Linked DNA regions of Homo sapiens: region 2 is linked to region 1. A link is a loop called in an ENCODE intact Hi-C map of the cell type or tissue named here. Cell type or tissue: prostate gland. All regions are shown on one strand. Each heading gives the region's core, and the rest is flanking DNA. Links, peaks and the distances in the headings are about the cores only. Region 1 has its middle 290 kb from the start of LINC01753. Region 2 has its middle 360 kb from the start of LINC01753.

The links. Peaks named below come from ENCODE experiments on the same cell type or tissue, not always from the same donor. Only the 100,000 strongest peaks of a DNase experiment are listed, where the experiment ranks them.
Region 2: a loop joins it to region 1, with 3 times the contacts of the local background. A loop is called at or near these places in 2 of 110 quality-filtered maps.

Annotation. Positions count from the first base shown.
Region 1 is chr1:55,647,644-55,655,980 of GRCh38, reverse strand. No RefSeq gene overlaps it. Among named protein-coding and RNA genes, the nearest start is that of LINC01753, 290 kb to the left of the region's middle. In prostate gland, for the core only: no CTCF peak of the experiment used is centred there; no DNase peak of the experiment used is centred there; H3K27ac peaks cover 1,643 bases.
Region 2 is chr1:55,582,794-55,591,130 of GRCh38, reverse strand. No RefSeq gene overlaps it. Among named protein-coding and RNA genes, the nearest start is that of LINC01753, 360 kb to the left of the region's middle. In prostate gland, for the core only: no CTCF peak of the experiment used is centred there; no DNase peak of the experiment used is centred there; H3K27ac peaks cover 5,074 bases.

The DNA.
Region 1 (8,337 bases), core at 141-8,140:
TACTAGAAGGCAGAGACCAGGTCTGAATCATCTAGCACAGGCCTTAGCACAATTAAGGGGCCTTCATTCATTCATTCAACAGTTGTTTACAAGTCCCTTCTCTGAGTCAGGCAATGTTCTTCCGCAAAGAAAAATATATAGACCATGTCCACATGGAGCTTATAATATAAAAGAAGATACAATGAAAAAAAAACAAATAGCATGCATCACTTCTTAATATTATATCATATATCAATGAAAAAAGTCAAAGAGGCAAGGGGCTAGAGTGGAATGGATTCCTCAAGGAAGAAACATTGAAGCAGAGATCTGAATGAGGCAAAACTTTTCATTCCATATTCACCCAGCAGCATTTACTGAGAATCTAGTACCGTTCTTTCATTTGTTTTGTTTTGTTTTGATTTTTTTTCCCAATTTTCCAGGCTGGTGGTCCTTCTCTGGCCCTGAGGGCTTAGTAAGCCTGAGCCCATCAAGTAGTATAGGAATTTGGGGCCCTGGTCCCCATGGTGACTGGACCAATTGGGATCCCTTTTGCCTGATCCTGGGACACTCCCCCCACTTCATTCCCTCTGACAACCTCAGCAAACCTCTCCCGGGCACAGGGTGGTGGGAGTAATTTTAATTTGGAATCCGAGTTGCTGTTTAGATTTCAAACTAGTAAACTGCCAGTCTCCAGCCATTTGAAAACTTGGCTTCCTTTGACTCATAAAGTGTCCTTTATGCCTCAGAGGTGACGTAAAATATCATTCCATCTTTGTCCTGAAATACTCCCAACTGGTGCATGAAATGGGCCTTTATGGTACATCAAAGGCTCATAACTGTATCCTTTCCTGGGCCTTTGATATTTTAATATTTGGCCAATAAAATTATTATCCCTGAAATCCGCAGAGCACTTATTTATTTTGCTGGTTCTATCTTTGTTATTGCTTCAATGGCAGGACAGAGCTAAGGAAAAAGAAGGCGCCCAGCCTCCTGGCAGCCCCAGATTTGGACGTTCTCTAACTTTTATCTCCAAAAGCTAAGGAACTCAGTTTTTGAACTCTTTTGGCTGGAGTCTCCTAAGGGAAATGTCAGACAGCATCTCTCTTAACAAGTGCCTCTAATTTATGCTCCTCAGAAGGCAGCCAAGTTCCTTCCGTGGGCTTCCATGGGCTATCTGGATCTTGAGGAATTGGTTCTGAGTTTCAAAGAAGAGCCAAACCTTCATTACTGTCAGATACATGCTGCTCACATTCCGCTAAGAGCTACCAAATACCTATTACGTGTCTCTTGTTAAGTTAGTAATCTGTGAACCATCTGAAATCCCTTTTCCATTTATTTATTTATTTAAGAATTATTTATTGAGGCTCTGTGTTGCCTCGGACACTAGGCTAGACACCAGGTATACCTAGTCCTAAGACAGTCTGCTCACCCAAACCCTTTAGTCTAACTCCCCTCTCTCTCCTTCTCCTCATCTTAGTTTATTACTGAGTCCTATGGGTTCTGCCTCCTAAAAGATTCTCAGATTAATTCCTCTCTATCAATCCACATAACCACTGCCTTAGATTAGGATCTTGTCATCTCCCAGATGAAGTACTGCAACTGTGTGTTAACAGAATTCTTGGCTGCCAGTGTTACCCCTTATAATCCACTAGGAATCCAGCCATAGACATCAATCAAAAATTCAAATCTGACTTCATCTGTGTTCTGCATCCAACCTCTGAAACTCAAATGCCTTCAAAGTCCAGGCAAGGAATAAAAATGAGTGAAGTAGCAGCATGGAGTCAAGGCTGGGAAGACAATAGAAAGAACTGGAAAATGCATGCCCCACCTACATCAAGGCCCCATGTCAGTCAGGCAAAACACATCATTGGGCTAACTCCAGGAGGTCAGCCTCTGAGCTCTGGCTCAGGATGAAGTCCTACTCCTTAGCCTTTCACTCCAGCCCCATCATGTTTCATCCTGGCCCAAACTCTCTAGTCTCATTTCTCAGCCTGCTCATTCCCTACCCTTGCTTCTATTCTGTGCTGTACCTAGATTAAATTACTTACTTTAGTTTTCCAAAACTCATACATGTTCACACCTTCATGTATTTGCTTATGGTATTATATTCCCTAAAGTTACCCTGATTCCTCACCTAAAGAGTTTTGCTTCATCTTTCAAAACTAATTCTTGGCCGGTTATAATGGCACATGCCTATAATCCCAGCATTTTGAGAGGTCAAAGCAGGTGGATTACTTGAGGCCAGGAGTTTGAGACCAGCCTGGACAACATAGCAAGACCCTGTCTCTACAAAAATATAAATTGAAAATTAGCCAGGCATGGTGGCACATGCCTATAGTCCCAGTTACATGTGAGGCTGAGGTGGGAGGATCACTTGAGCCCAGGAATTTGAGACTGCAGTGAGATGTGATCCCACCACTGCACTCCAGCCTTGGGTGACAGAGTAAGACCCCATCTCTTCTGAAAGGTCCCTATGACCATCCAGAAAGAACTGATCATTCTCCCACTCCTGTCTTTGTTTTTTGCCTTGTGCAGTCTCCTATAACTGACTTCCTGTCACTTTGCATCTATTGATTAGTGAGTGGCATGGACAGGATAAACAGTGCATTCCCTGTGGCTAGTGCTTGCTGGGTGACACTGGCCAATCTTCGTTGCCCTGGTACCTTGTACTGAGAAGATACCACAGTAAAGTATGAAAACTGAGTTATCAAATTCAGTACTAGGTAATTTCACATACTTCTTATTTACACTTTACAAGAAGCAGTCTGAGAGATACATATCATTATCACACCCATTTTCTAAGTGAGGAAACTGAGGCTCAGAGAGAAGAAGCAGTAGCCTAAGTTTACATAGCAAATGAGTCATAGAGCAGGAGTTTGGCCCCAGGTCTTCTAACACAGAGACCAGCCCACTCCCAACAATGCAGCCCATCTGGCTCTCAAGTCAAATGCAAATATACCAGTGGAGAGTTCTAGAAGTACTGGTGGTGTCTTTCAAATAGACTAAATAGTGTTAAGATCAATGATGGCAGAAGAAGATTTAAAAGGTGAAAAAGAAAATGCACAAAAAGAGTCAGATACACAAGGCATATGGCTCTGCTTAATCATGCGCTTGCATGTTTTACAGACTATTACTTCATAAAGAACTCTGCACTCTTAGGCAGGTGTCCCGGGTTCTGGCCCCAGTGTTGCTTCTAGCTTGCTAGGTAATCTTGAGCAAGCCACTTCCCCATTTGGAGCCTTCAATTCTTCACCTTTAAATGTAGAGGCTAGACTTCATGGTAATTGAGGTCTATTCCTGCTGTGTGTCTCTCTAATTTCTTATCACCAACATCTGGAGAGGCGTCAGAAGTTACAGCACTCCTAGGTCCACCATTCCTGGTTCAGGCCCTGCTCCCCATCCCTCCTTCCTGCTCTACCTTTCTCTTTGGAGATCCTAGCACCTGGGATGCCAGTGAACAGATGGGGAGAGGAGCAGCAGTGAACGAGAATGACTCCAATTCCTCACATCAAGTAGGCAGGTTTCCAGGGTGAATAGACCATTCAAATGTATGGCCTCACACATGGGAGGTTCTCCTTTTTTAAAGAGCTTGCATTTCCTATCATCTTCGTTTGTATCTTTAAAATGTAAGACTGAAGAATTCACTAATATTAGATCAGGGAAAATGTCAACTCCTCTTAAATGTATTTGACTCCTACCCCTTCCTCCTTTAAAAAAATGAAGAAAAGTAAAAGATAATTAAATAAAAAAATTACTATTTATAAATAATTTACTGGTCTTTCAATAACCTGTGGGTTCCCCATTGTCCTGTTCCTCAAGTCAATACCCCATACTGGATGCCCGAACCTGGCAATGGAGATGCAGAAGGACACTATTATAGTAGATCAGGCCTCACCAACCCCAGCCTGAGCTATGACACTGGCAGAGGAAATACAGAGGAGGAGATTAATGTGAGAGGTAATTCAGAATCAGAATCCACAGGACTTAGTTAACAGTAGGACGTGGGAGGTGAGACCAAGAAGGAATAGCCTAGGATAACTCCATTCTGGTTTGGGTGGCGTGATAGATAGATAGATGATGGTGCTTTCTAACTGGAGAAGAGATATAGAAAAAGGGGTACTTTTGAGGAGCAAAGGTGATGAGTTCAGTTTGGGACATACTGAATTTGAGGTGAGACATCCAAATGTAGATGTTCAGTAAATAGTTGGACCCCATTTTGGTAGATAGTATTATTGCCAAGATATACGTTTTTCCCTCCTATAGGGCCCTCCCCTATTGGGCTTATCCCTGAGAAGAATTATAATTCCCACTCATTGACATTGGACTTGTCCATATGCTTGATTTGACCAACAAAAGTGAAAGAAAATGACAGATGTCATTTGCCAGTAAAAAACTGTCATCACCAAATCATGATTCTGCCATTTTTCCCCTCTGCCATGAGACTGGCATGTCTCAGAGAGGAGCTGCCCTCTCAGCTGTGATCCAGGAAAAATGAAGATCTGGAGTAGAGCCACAGCCAACCTAAGAGAGCAAGAAAGGCATCCTTGTTGTTGTAAGTTATCAACATTCGAGGGTTAGTTGTTACTGCAGCCAAACTGAGCCTAAAGTGATATACTCACCCTCTCCTGTTATGGAAGAAGAAACTAAGGCCCAGAGTAGAAAAAGAAATTGTCTCATCTTTAGAATCTTAATAAAGTATAATTTTTCTCATATCCACAAAGAAGTTCTCATGTCAACAGTTTTTGCATTCCTTGAAATTAATATGTTAGAATTGAATACCTCAGTAGCCTGGCCCAGTTTCCTTTTTTCAAAATAAGTAAAACATTATTTTCTTTTCCTCTGCAGAGATTTCATCTGTAGAATTTTTTTCTCAGTTCAAAGGTTCCTGTCTGGCATCAAAGCCCATTAACATGAGATTTCTTTCCCACCAATTTCCCTCCCAACTTCACAATACTGACTTTATACACAAAAGTTTTACTTGGAGTGAAGGCCAGGTGTGGGAAATTTAAAGACAAAAAGCCATTTAAAAATATCTGCAGAGTGGAAGAAAGAGCACAAGACCAGGAGTCAAAAGATTTGAGTTTTACTCCTACCTGAGTCACAACATCACTGTGAGACCTTGAATAGTTCACTTCACGGCTCTGGGCCTCAGTCCTCTTACATGCCATAGAGAATCATATGTGCCATGCCTATTTCTAAGGATTATTTGAAGATGAAATGAATCTATTTGGAAGTGTTCTTCGAACAACTGAGAGCTGAAAGCATAGATGTGTGTCTGTGGAGGTGTAGGACTCCAAGGATTAAGTATTGCATTGCCAAGCAACCTGAGACAAGCAGCATCTTGGCACAGAGTAAAATCGCAGCTGCCTGCTGAAAGCTTGTGCATCCTGCCAGACCACGAAGCAGAAGTTTGGATGGAGGAAAAAGATTTTTAAAGTACTTGCAGCATTTGAGTTTCCCAAAGAGTAGGATTTCTGGCCCAAGTTTCAAGGGGGCAAAGTTCTTGGAGTCTATTTGTAGAGTGGAGGAAAGAGCACAGGACCAGGAGTTAAAAGACTTGAGTTTTACTCCCACTTGAGCTGCAGAACAACATATTACAGATCTCATCAGACCTTTACAACCATCCAGTTGTAGCCTGTTGTTTTTCATGTTCTTCCTATGAGGACCTGAGTCTCAGAGAGGGGAAGACATGTAAAATGAAGCCCCCAGGATCACTTTGGAGGAAGGGAGGGACATCATGGAGGTACCCTTTAAAAGTTGTAGGGTGGGATGGATGGGGTGACGTGAAGGCAGGGAGGCTGGGTGATGGGAGACTGCCCCATCCAGAGGAAAGCAGCTGGAGCCTGGGCCACACAGAACATTCCAGCTCTGGGAGTAAACTGGGAATTTGTAAATATAGGTCATTTGCCCAAGGTCCTGTGACAAATGAGTAGAGAAACAGGCCTAGAACCCAGATCTTCGGCTCTGAACATGGTTTTCTTTCCTTTATTTCATATTACTGCCTTAGTATAAAATGTTCCTCATAAGATAACTGAAAATTTGCAGGTAACAAAGTCTTGAATCTTGAAGACAATTTTTAAAAAGTAGGGCACATAGATAAATGGAATCAGAAAACAAACCATGTAAAACAGCTTGCACGCCATCTAACAGATCTATCAGGGCCAGACTTGCACCTGCCATCTTTCCTCTTTCCCTTTTCCTCATGGCTCTCTGCAAAAGACACACTGAGTATGTATGGAGAGTGTTTAGGAATTAAATTAGTGAGAAAGGTGTGTGTGTGTGTGTGTGTGTGTGTGCGTGTGTGCGTGTGCGTGTGTGTGCGTGTGTGCATGCGTGTGTGTGTGTGTGTACTTTTTTAAAAAAAGAATATGAAAACAAACCTTTTTATGCATTTAAGGTTATTCATTTAGGATAGCATCAGAAATATTTTCTGAAAAAGCTCAGAAAAAAAAGAAAACAACAACAACAAAAGAAAACAGGCTCTGTCACAACTATTTAACTCTGCCATTAGTAGGCAAAGCAGCCACAGGCAATACTTAAACAAATTGGGGTGCCTGTGTTTCAACAAAACTTTATTTACAAAACAAGAGATGGGCTGGATTTGGCTCACATGCTATGGTTTGCAGATTCCTGCTTTAAGATAAGGTTGTTCATAATTAGAACACATGGACACAGGAAGGGGAACATCACACACCGGGGACTGTGTGTGGGGAGGGATAGCATTAGGAGATATATCTAATGCTAAATGACGAGTTAATGGGTGCAGCACACCAACATGGCACATGTATACATATGGAACAAACCTGCACGTTGTGCACATGTACCCTAAAACTTAAAGTATAATAATAATAAAATTTAAAAAAAAAGATAAGGTTGTTCATTAATGCACTATCCATAAGAAGGAAACATTGGCACCAATGCTAGGGAAATAAACAGCATTCAATAATCATGCCAGCACAGTAGGTAACATTTTAAAAGCTATAATATGGCCATCTTATAAAATAATGTAGAGCCATTGAAACAAAGGTTATGGAGTATATAGAGCTGCATTGAGCGTTTACTACCTACCAGCACCGTTCTAAGCATTTAATATGAAATAACTTATTTAATCCTCCCAACTACATCTATGAGGTAGGTGCTGTTATTTAGTCTTATTTTTAAAAATGCTTTTCTATGCTTGCATAGCTCCTGTAATGTGTACACAGCTGGAGGGGGAAGACAGGGAGAGGCTTGCAGTCCTCAGCATGCTCACGGGCTAGGATGCCCAACTAACTCCAAATCTTTGCCTCTTGAATGGTTCCCTCGTGGACTCCTGTCCCCTTAGAAAAAACTCCTTAATGAAAATGCTATCTCCAAATTCTAATAATTTCCAAAAGCTGAAGGATTCATAGCTTTCCAAAGCTAAGTTGCCATTTTTACTGTTTCTGTTTGACTAGAAAAACATGTGAAGCCTGAACTGCTCTCTAATTGAGTAGACTTCCCAGAGAAAGACTGGATGTGGCACATGAGCATTTATTCTTAGTCTGTCTCCATTTTTCATCATCAATAGCCTCTCTGCATTGCCGAGAAGGAGAATACAGTCATTAAGACCATGTTCTATTCTGACACTAGCACTGTCTGGATGGGTGACTTTGAGTCTCTCATTCAGCCTCTGTGGGTGTTGGTTTTTCTATGTGTTAAATAAGCACATGAAAATAGATAATATTCAAACTATTTTTGGCTCTAAAATTTTGGTCTATGTTCAAAAAAAAAGTGGGAGAGGGAGAACTAAAATGTGAGAGAATGAGACTCATCTAGGCTCTGTCACCCTCTTATTCTACAACCTTAACCAAGTCCTGGGCCTCAGTTTTCCCAAAGGTTAAAAAAAAAAGAAATCATTGCTAACTCTTAAATTTACTGTGCACCAGACACTAATCTAAGCCTTTTAGTTCCTATAGCCCTACAAGTTAGACATACTATCATTATATTAATATATATTTATAGAGAGGAAACTGAGAGGTACAGAGAGGTTAAGAACATGTTCAAAAGCCACACAGCTGGAAAGAATTGGAACTGGACTTCAAGCCAGGCCATTTGACCCCAGAGTCCGTACACTTAGGCATGACATTAGAATGTCTCCAAAAGGGTTGAATTAGATGATCTCTAAGGACCCTTCTGGCTTAAACATTCTATAGGTCTATGATTCTAAATCATCTTGTGCCATCTTACTTTCCCCTCTCCTCTATACCAGCCTACCTTCTCCCCTCCTCACCTCCCACGTACCTCCACCCCATCCAGAATTCTGTGTATGCAGTTGTGAGGACTTTGTCTGTGGTTAGGGAAGAAAAGACAACCAATTCTATTCCCCTTAGCTCCACA
Region 2 (8,337 bases), core at 176-8,175, 65 kb after region 1:
CTTTGGAAAACAGTACAGAGGTTCCTCAAAAAAACAAAAATAGAGCTACCATATGATCCAGCAATTTTACTTCTCGGTATATACCCAAAAGAATTGAAAGTGGCATCTCCCAGAGATATTTGCACATCCATGTTCATTGCAGCATTATTCACAAATAGCCAAAAGGTGACAGCAACCCAAATGTCCATCAACAGATGAATGGATAAAGAAAATGTAGAATATACATACAATTGAATATTACTCATCCTTAAAAAGGAATGAAATTCTGACATGCTACAACACAGGTGAACTTTAAGGATATTACACTAAGGAAAATAAATCAGTCACAAAAAGATTAATACTGTGTGGTTTCACTTATATGAGATAGCTAGGGTAGACAAAATCATAGCGATACAAAGTAGAACGGCAGTTACCAGGGGGTGGGGGAGACAGGAATGGGAGTTGTTAATGGGTACAGAATTTGAGTTTTGCGAGATAGAAAGTTCTAGAAATCTGTTACACAATTATGTGAATAGAGTTAGCACTACTGAACTGTAGGCCTAAAACTTGATAGGAGGGTTAGCTTATTATGTGGGTTTTGTTTTCATCACAATTTAAAAGGGAGAAGAAGGAGAAGGAGAGGGAGAAGAAGCAGCAGCTGCAGCAAGGTCATCTGGCCCCCCGCCCAGCATTCCACCTTCCATGGCACACCACCTCTCTAAGCCTGCAGCATCCACATCAGTCATTTGCAGGAGGACAAAGGACAGACTGGTCAGTCAACAAAAGCACTGCCCATCCAGATCAAGAAAGGGGGCATTCGTTGAGCATCTACTGGGGCCTCAGACTATCCCTGATCACACATGACCTTATCAGCCACCCCGGTGGAACAGTCCTCATTTCTCCACCTCCTAAATAAGAAACTGAAGCTCAGAGGGGTGAAGGGGACTGTTTTGAGTCACTTGGCTGCTGGAAGTTCGAGCTGGGATCTTCTTCCCCCACCCCAGTTGCCTGTTTGATGACTGCTTAAACTTTGTGAAATCATTTGGCTTGACAGAATGCTTAAGAGCTTTTCAAAGTGGTAACTGGAACTCACTCTGCCACACGTATTTGTGTATTTGTCTGTTTTTCTTCTCTTTTCTTTCTCTTTTTCTGGAAGGAAAAAGCAATCATCTAGTGAAAAATATTTTCCTTAGAGATCACTTAAGGTATTTGGCAATTTGGATTGCCAAATATCACAAAAGAGACTAAGAAGTAAGACATGGGACTGAGGGCAAAAAGAAAACATTCAACAAGTCCGAAAAGGCCAAGGAAATGCTTCAGGCTCACTTCCCTTGCCACCGCCCCAGACGTCCACACCGCCTTTTGAGTTGGCAAACCCTTGGGAGGCTGAGTCAGGGTGGCCTGGGCCACCTCTTGCCAATCTTGGGAACCCTCTAGAATCCTGTTTGAAAGCAAACCAACTGCTCCCACCCCCCAAGTCTTGGTGTGTTCGAATTTCTTTTCCCATGCCAAAATCTGATTTCCTGTTTCTAAGAAGAAAAGCTTTAAAATGTCCCTTAAAACAAAAAAAGACTCCTTAAGGGAGCTTAAACATCAAAGGACTCTTAAAAAGTAGGGTTTTGTTTGGTTAAGTATACGTAAATCAGAAAATTTTCAATTAAGTTTTCCTTTAAGGTGCTAAGGTTTCTTACTGGATTTGGGCAAAAGATTTGTGGACTAACCATATAGATTCTTGGGGGCTATAAGGAGCGTTAATCTGGTCCAATCTGCTTATTGCAGTGATAAGTGACTTACCTAAGGTCTCACAGCAAGCAAGTGTAAAAAATAGACCTAAGCCCAGGCTCTTAATGCCCAGTTTGGTGTGGTTTCCATGCATCTGCCTATTTCTCCTACAACAGAAAGTTACAAGATTTTTTTCAAAATCGAAGGTTGAAGTTCGAAACAGGCAGAAGGAAGCTATTAAGTGTGTAGGTTTTTTTTTAAGTTATGAGTTTGAAACAAGTAACTGTGACTACTAACCTTTTCCTGAGCACTTAGCATGTACATGTGTTGTTCATTTAATTGCCTCAATTCTATGAAGTATTTACTATGTTTTCTTCATTTTACAAAGGAAAAGGGAAAGTGAGGGAAGACAATGATTCAAATTCTTAGTTTAAGCTTTTACTCTATTTTCTGAGTGGCCAGAACATGCCAGGCTTTTTCTGATACCTGGTATCAACTCATCTTCAAAGCAACCCAGAGACATTGGTATTATTGTCTCCATTGCACAAATGAGAAAATCAGATCTTAAGAAAATCAATCTGCCCAAGTGCTCACCACCAGGAAGTAGCACAGTGAGGATTAGAACTTAAATCTGGCCCTCCATGCTTATTCTCTTTCTGTTACCCTCTTGACAGAGTCGTTGGGAGGGTCAAAGCAGATCATTTAAGTGAAAGCCTTCTGTAAAAACTGTAAAGAATTTAACAGATTTGAGGGATTATCATGCTTAAATCTAAGTTGTTCTTTTTTCCTAAATTTCCACTCTGGCTTGTAACAACAGGATCTAAGAGCCAGGCATGACAAGGGGCCCAGGTCTCTCAGCTGAAAAACATTTTCCAAATAAAAGATTTGATTGAGCACATGCTTGTTTTCCTTGGGTGGGTCCCAACCACCCAAATGTTTAATTGGGTTGGAAAGTTTTGATCCTGATGGCCATTGTTGGAGGCAAATGAGAAACGTGGAGCCTTGCTCTCTGACCCTGAAGGAAAGAAGAAAGCCCGAAAAAACAGAGCTATAATCCTGCTAGCAGTTATGCCATCCAAATAGCAGCATTATTAGACCAAATGCTGCTTCATTCATTGGCTTATTTGTTTATTTGGGGCTATCTTATGAGCATCTGCTGCAAGCCACACTCTGCTTTAGGCACAAGGAATACAGAGAGGAATGAGCTACAGTTGTTCCCTTGAGGACCTCATAGTCCTGAGGACTTCTGCAAACATTCCCCATGAACATTTCTCTACCCTTCCTGGTCATATTCTGTTCTTCCGTCTTTGCCCCACACAATTTATGCCAGTGTTATGGCTGGATAGTGTCCCTCCATAATTTGTATGTTGAAGACCTAACCCCCAGGACCTTAGAATGTGATTATATTGGAGATACATTCTTTAAAGAGGTTAATTAAGGGAGCTGGGCGTGGTGGCTCACGCCCGTAATCCCAGCACTTTGGGAGGCCGAGGTGGGCAGATCATCTGAGGTTGGGAGTTTGAGACCAGTCTGACCAACATGGAGAAACCATGTCTCTACTAAAAATACAAAATCAGCCTGGCGTGGTGGCGCATGCCTGTAATTCCAGCTACTTGGGAGGCTGAGACAGGAGAGTGGCATGAACCCAGGAGGCAGAGGTTGCAGTGAGCCAAGATTGCACCATTGCACTCCAGCCTGGGCAACAAGAGCAAAACTCCGTCTCAAAAAAAAATTAATAAATAAATAAAAGAGGTAATTAAGGTAAAATGAGGTCATTAGATGGGCTTTAATCCAATCTGGTGATTTTATAAGTGGAGATTAAGACACAGACACACACAGATGGAAGACTCTCTGAAGACACAGGGAGAAGACAGCCATCTACAAGCCAATAAGGGAGGCTTCAGAAGAAATAACCTTGCCTACACCTTGATCTTGGACTTCCAGCCCCCAGAATTATGAGAAAAGGAATTTCTGTTGTTTAAATCACCCAGTTTGTGGTTCTTTGTTACAGCAGCTCTAGAAAACTATTACAACCAGCCAAAGCATTGAGTCTGATCTGCTGAGTATGAGAGTTATGTCTGTGTTCATTGAATGAAAGGAAGAATGAATAAAACTATCATGGGCCAATCCTCAAGGTGTTTGCAGTCTTAAGGGGACCCTAGTGTTTTTTCTTATTCTGTGCTGTGTGCTGGAGGCACTGAGATGAAAGCTGTGGACCTTCTTCATGGAATGTGTATGCTAGCAGGGAAACCAAGCTTACAAGTATTTCATACATAATAATTTTCGAAGTACTATGATAGAGGAATGCAACACCTGAGAACCTGGAAGAATCCCCTAATCTAGTGAGGAGAAGAGAAGGTCAGGGAAGGCCTCTTGGAGAAGAAACCACCCAAGCTGTCATGAAGTACAAACAGCTGTTACCCAGCAGGTTGTGGAGACAAACCATTCCAGGTATGTGCCCAAGCCTGGAGGTACCCAGGCCAACCACAACAAGTCAGTGCAAGAGAAGGAACAGAGAGAGAGAGAAGGCTGGAGTGAGGCAGAGACCAGGTCATGGAGGCAGCGACCAACAGAGGCAACGGCTAGGTCATGGGGGGCCTGTGACAGGGTGAAGGCACTTGGGTTATAGAGTTAGAGAACTTAAGTTCTCTAACTGTAGCCAGCTAGAAGCTACATTTCCCAGCTTTGTTTGGAGCTAGATGTGGTCATGAGACTAAGTTCAGACCAGGGCGACACATGCAGAAGTGATGTGTGTGACTTTCAAGTCACTCCCAAAGACAGGCTCAGCTACTTGCTAATTTCCCAGCCTAATTATTTCTGCAGGCTGGAAAATAGAAACAACTGGAGTGGTCTCAGAAAGACACAATGCAGACAACAGACTGACCTACTAGCCTGGATTCCTAGCTGCCCTAAAAGGACAAGAGTCCTGCTCTCCCTGAACTATTGCCTCTGGACTATTACAGAAGAGAGGAATAAACACCTGCTTAAGTTAGGCCACTGAATACCTGGGTCCCTGTATTACCCCAGCTTCACTTGTACCCTAAGCATCATACAGCCTCATTTTGGAGATTGTGGACAATACACTAAATCCTCAATGTTATCAATAGGTTCTTAGGAACTGTGACTTGAAGCAAAACAGCAGGTCCTTGAATAATGTCTCACATTCACCTTTCTTTCCTTATAATCTTGATAAGAAAAATAATTGGTTTTTATACTTTGTTTCACAGTCACATGGAATCCTATGCAGCCACAAAAAGGATGAGTTCATGTCCTTTGTAGGGACATGGATGAAGCTGGAAACCATCATTCTCAGCAAACTATCACAAGAACAGAAAACCAAACACCACATGTTCTCTTATAAGTGGGATCTGAACAATGAGAACACATGGACATAGGGAAGGGAACATCACACACCAGGGCCTGTTTGGGAGTGGAGAGGCTAGGGGAGGGTTAACATTAGGAGAAATACCTAATGTAGGTGACAGGTTGATGGGTGCAGCAAACCACCATGGCACGTGCATACCTATGTAACAAAACTGCACGTTCTACACATGTACCCTAGAACTTATAATAAAAAAAGAGAGAGAAAAAAAAAGAAACTATGGATGACATTAGGTGAGGACTTACTATGCTACTTGACACATAGTGGGTCTGTGATTAGTCAATATACCTGATATAGTTTGGCTGTGTTCTCACCCAAATCTCATCTTGAACTGTAGCTCCCATAATCCCCACATGTTGTGAGAGAGGCCCAGTGGGAGGTAATTGAAACACGGGGACAGGTTTTGCCCTTGCTGTTCTTGTGATAATGATTAAGTCTCAAGAGATCTGATGATTTTATAAAGGGCAGTTCCACTATGCATGTTCTCTTGCCTGCCACCATGTAAGACGTACATTTGCTCCTCCTTCACCTTCCACCATGATTGTCAGGCCTCCCCAGCCATGTGGAACTCTGAGTCGATTAAACTTATTTTTCCTTATAAATTACCCAGTCTCAGGTATTTCTTAATAGCAGTATGAAAATGGACTAATAACATACCCACAGCTATCATTAGGATGAACTGATAGAATGTGGTGACTCACTAGATGTGGTGGCAAAAGAAAAAGAAAAGCTAATCAGACTCTGAAATTTCCAACTTGGGTGTCAGTGAGAATGATGGGACTCCTAATAGAAATGTGGGGAGGAAAGAGGAGGACAATTTGGGGAGAGAAAATAAAGGCAGGCTCTGGCCATGCTGAGTTTGAGTTGCTGGCAGGGCTCACAGAAAGAGATGCCAACAGGCAATTTGAAATTTGAGCTGTAGCTGAGGTCTGGAAACAAAGAATGGGGTGGGGGTGGGGGAATTGAAGCTGTGGAAATAATGAGGTTTCTAAGGGAGAAAGCTGCAGACGCAGATATTGGAAGGATAATGAGGAGACAAGTCTGGCTGGAGCAAAGGTTTCTAAGGGTGCAAAAGGGAGGGAGCACTGGGAAGGGGTTGAGCCCAGTGTGGCAGAACTTCAAGAGCCCTGTGGAGGAGGAGCTGAGACCTCAGTCTTCAGGCAAAGGGGGCCATGGTGGCTTTGAATGGGGAGGGCAATGATGAAGATCCTACCTGTTGTGCCAGAGCATCCCTGATGGGGCCAGAGGGATGCTCTTCCTCTGCCAGACAAGCAGCTACCACTTACAGCCATTTCACTGCAGTCTTAATAAACACATGTGAAGTACAGCAAACAACCTCAATGAACACGCTGCCTCTAGGTGGTGGGTTATGGGATTATAGGATTTTTTAATACAAAAAGTTAGATGAAAGTGAATTTTTTTAAAAAAAGGTCTGAGTGTGTACTATAAACTTGGTACATCAAAGCACTTTCAGCCTGAATATTTTGGAGAGATTTTTAAGGAGACAATGAAACCAAAGAATTAGCCAGAGTGACTCCATGGAATGGAAAGTCACATCTTGAAGGAGGAGGCAAGACAGGTGACCCCTGCTCAGCCTTTCCATCCTTTAGTCAACCAATATGTATTGAGGGTTGCCCCCACTCTGCCACTTTCAGGGGCCGTCATTCATACCACATGGAGGGTCAAGGCAAGAAGTAAACAAACGTGTCAGGAGTTGTTGAGTGCTGGGGTGAAAAATAAAACTGGGTGAGGGATAAACAGAAGACACAGCCACCCCACCTCAGGGAAGTTCCCTCCAAGGTGATCTTAGAGCCCAGACAGAAGGCAGTGAGGGTGCCACACAGCTCTCAGGGATGGAATGTTCCAGGCCAAAAAGAAGCAGCAAACACAAAAGTCCTGAGGTGGGAGAGGGCATGACACGTTTGCGGAATGCCAGAAGAGGTCAAGGCTGGCATCAGGGTGAGGCAAGTGAAGGGCCTAGGGTGAAAATTTAAGGAAGCCTTCTTCTCAAGTTCCTGTAATTGCCCAGGCAGATGGCTTCCTTTCTTGCTTCACCTCAGTCCAAGCCCTGGTGGCAGTAACTGAGTCTGGGACGGGAAGAGTGGCAGCAGGGCTCAGCGGCCACAGGACTCAGACAACGGGAGCAGCAGAGAACACAAAGCCTCAGATGGCTCACTGCTCTGTCTCCCTAAGAAACTCAATATGAAGGTCCAAGAAATCCTATATGCCTGGAGAGTTATCCTAAGGGTGAGAGGAGAGTTTGGACCCACTTCTTAGTTGACTGAAGGATCTTCACTAAGAAGCAGGAAACGAGTTGTCTCCCAACATGACAAGGCTGTGCTACCTCAGGTACACATCCTTCCTACTCTGGACCCACATTTCCTTTGCTGTACCATGGAAGGATTGGATTCAATGAACCCAAGGTCCTCCCACCAGGAACCAGGTCCAAAATTTTATGATTCTATGAGCTCACAATAAACCTTTTTTTCTAAAGGAGCCTGGGGGTGCAGGGAAGGAAAAGAAAAGGAAGAGGCTCAAAGGCCTTCCCATCAAAAGCTCAAAGAAGACAAACGTTTTGTTCTTCCTCCCCATGTATTTCTAAGACACCCAGAGCTAGTTTCAAATAACCTGCTGGCCCAAACTTAGATTCTGGAATCAATCTCCCTTCATGGGAAGAAAGAGTTTCGCTAAGTTTGTGATGACCCAGGTGTCACCAACAGGCTCAAAATCTGCCATCCTGGCGAATGTTCGCATGCTGAGGCCTCCACTGACCAGAACCACAGTGGACGCCTGTGGAAGTGACCACTTCAAGAATCAGCTAATAAGTAGGAATGTTCTGTTTTGAACAAAGAGGTCCACTTGCAGCCAAGTTTTCCATTCATGAGCCTATCTGACACAGGTATAACTGCCCCTTTCCCTTTTTCCCTTAGGCTTTTCACAAGCTAGTTTCATTCCTTCTAGATTTCCAATAACTGCCCAGGGTTTAGAGTTTCTGAAGAGTTTCATATGTTGACATCCAACTTGACTTCTGCACCCAGGATCTGAGGCAAGAATTATTGTCATTCCCATTTTACAAATGAGGAAACTGAGGCTTTCAGAGAGAAAAGCTTGGAATAATCTCCCAAGTAGGCATCAGACTTGAAAAACTGACAGTGTGGCCCTGTAAAATCAGTGCTATAAAAGCTCGTGATAACTGGAAATTAATGGTGAAAAATGCCCCTGCTTTTGCACCAGTGAATCAATTCTCACTTCCA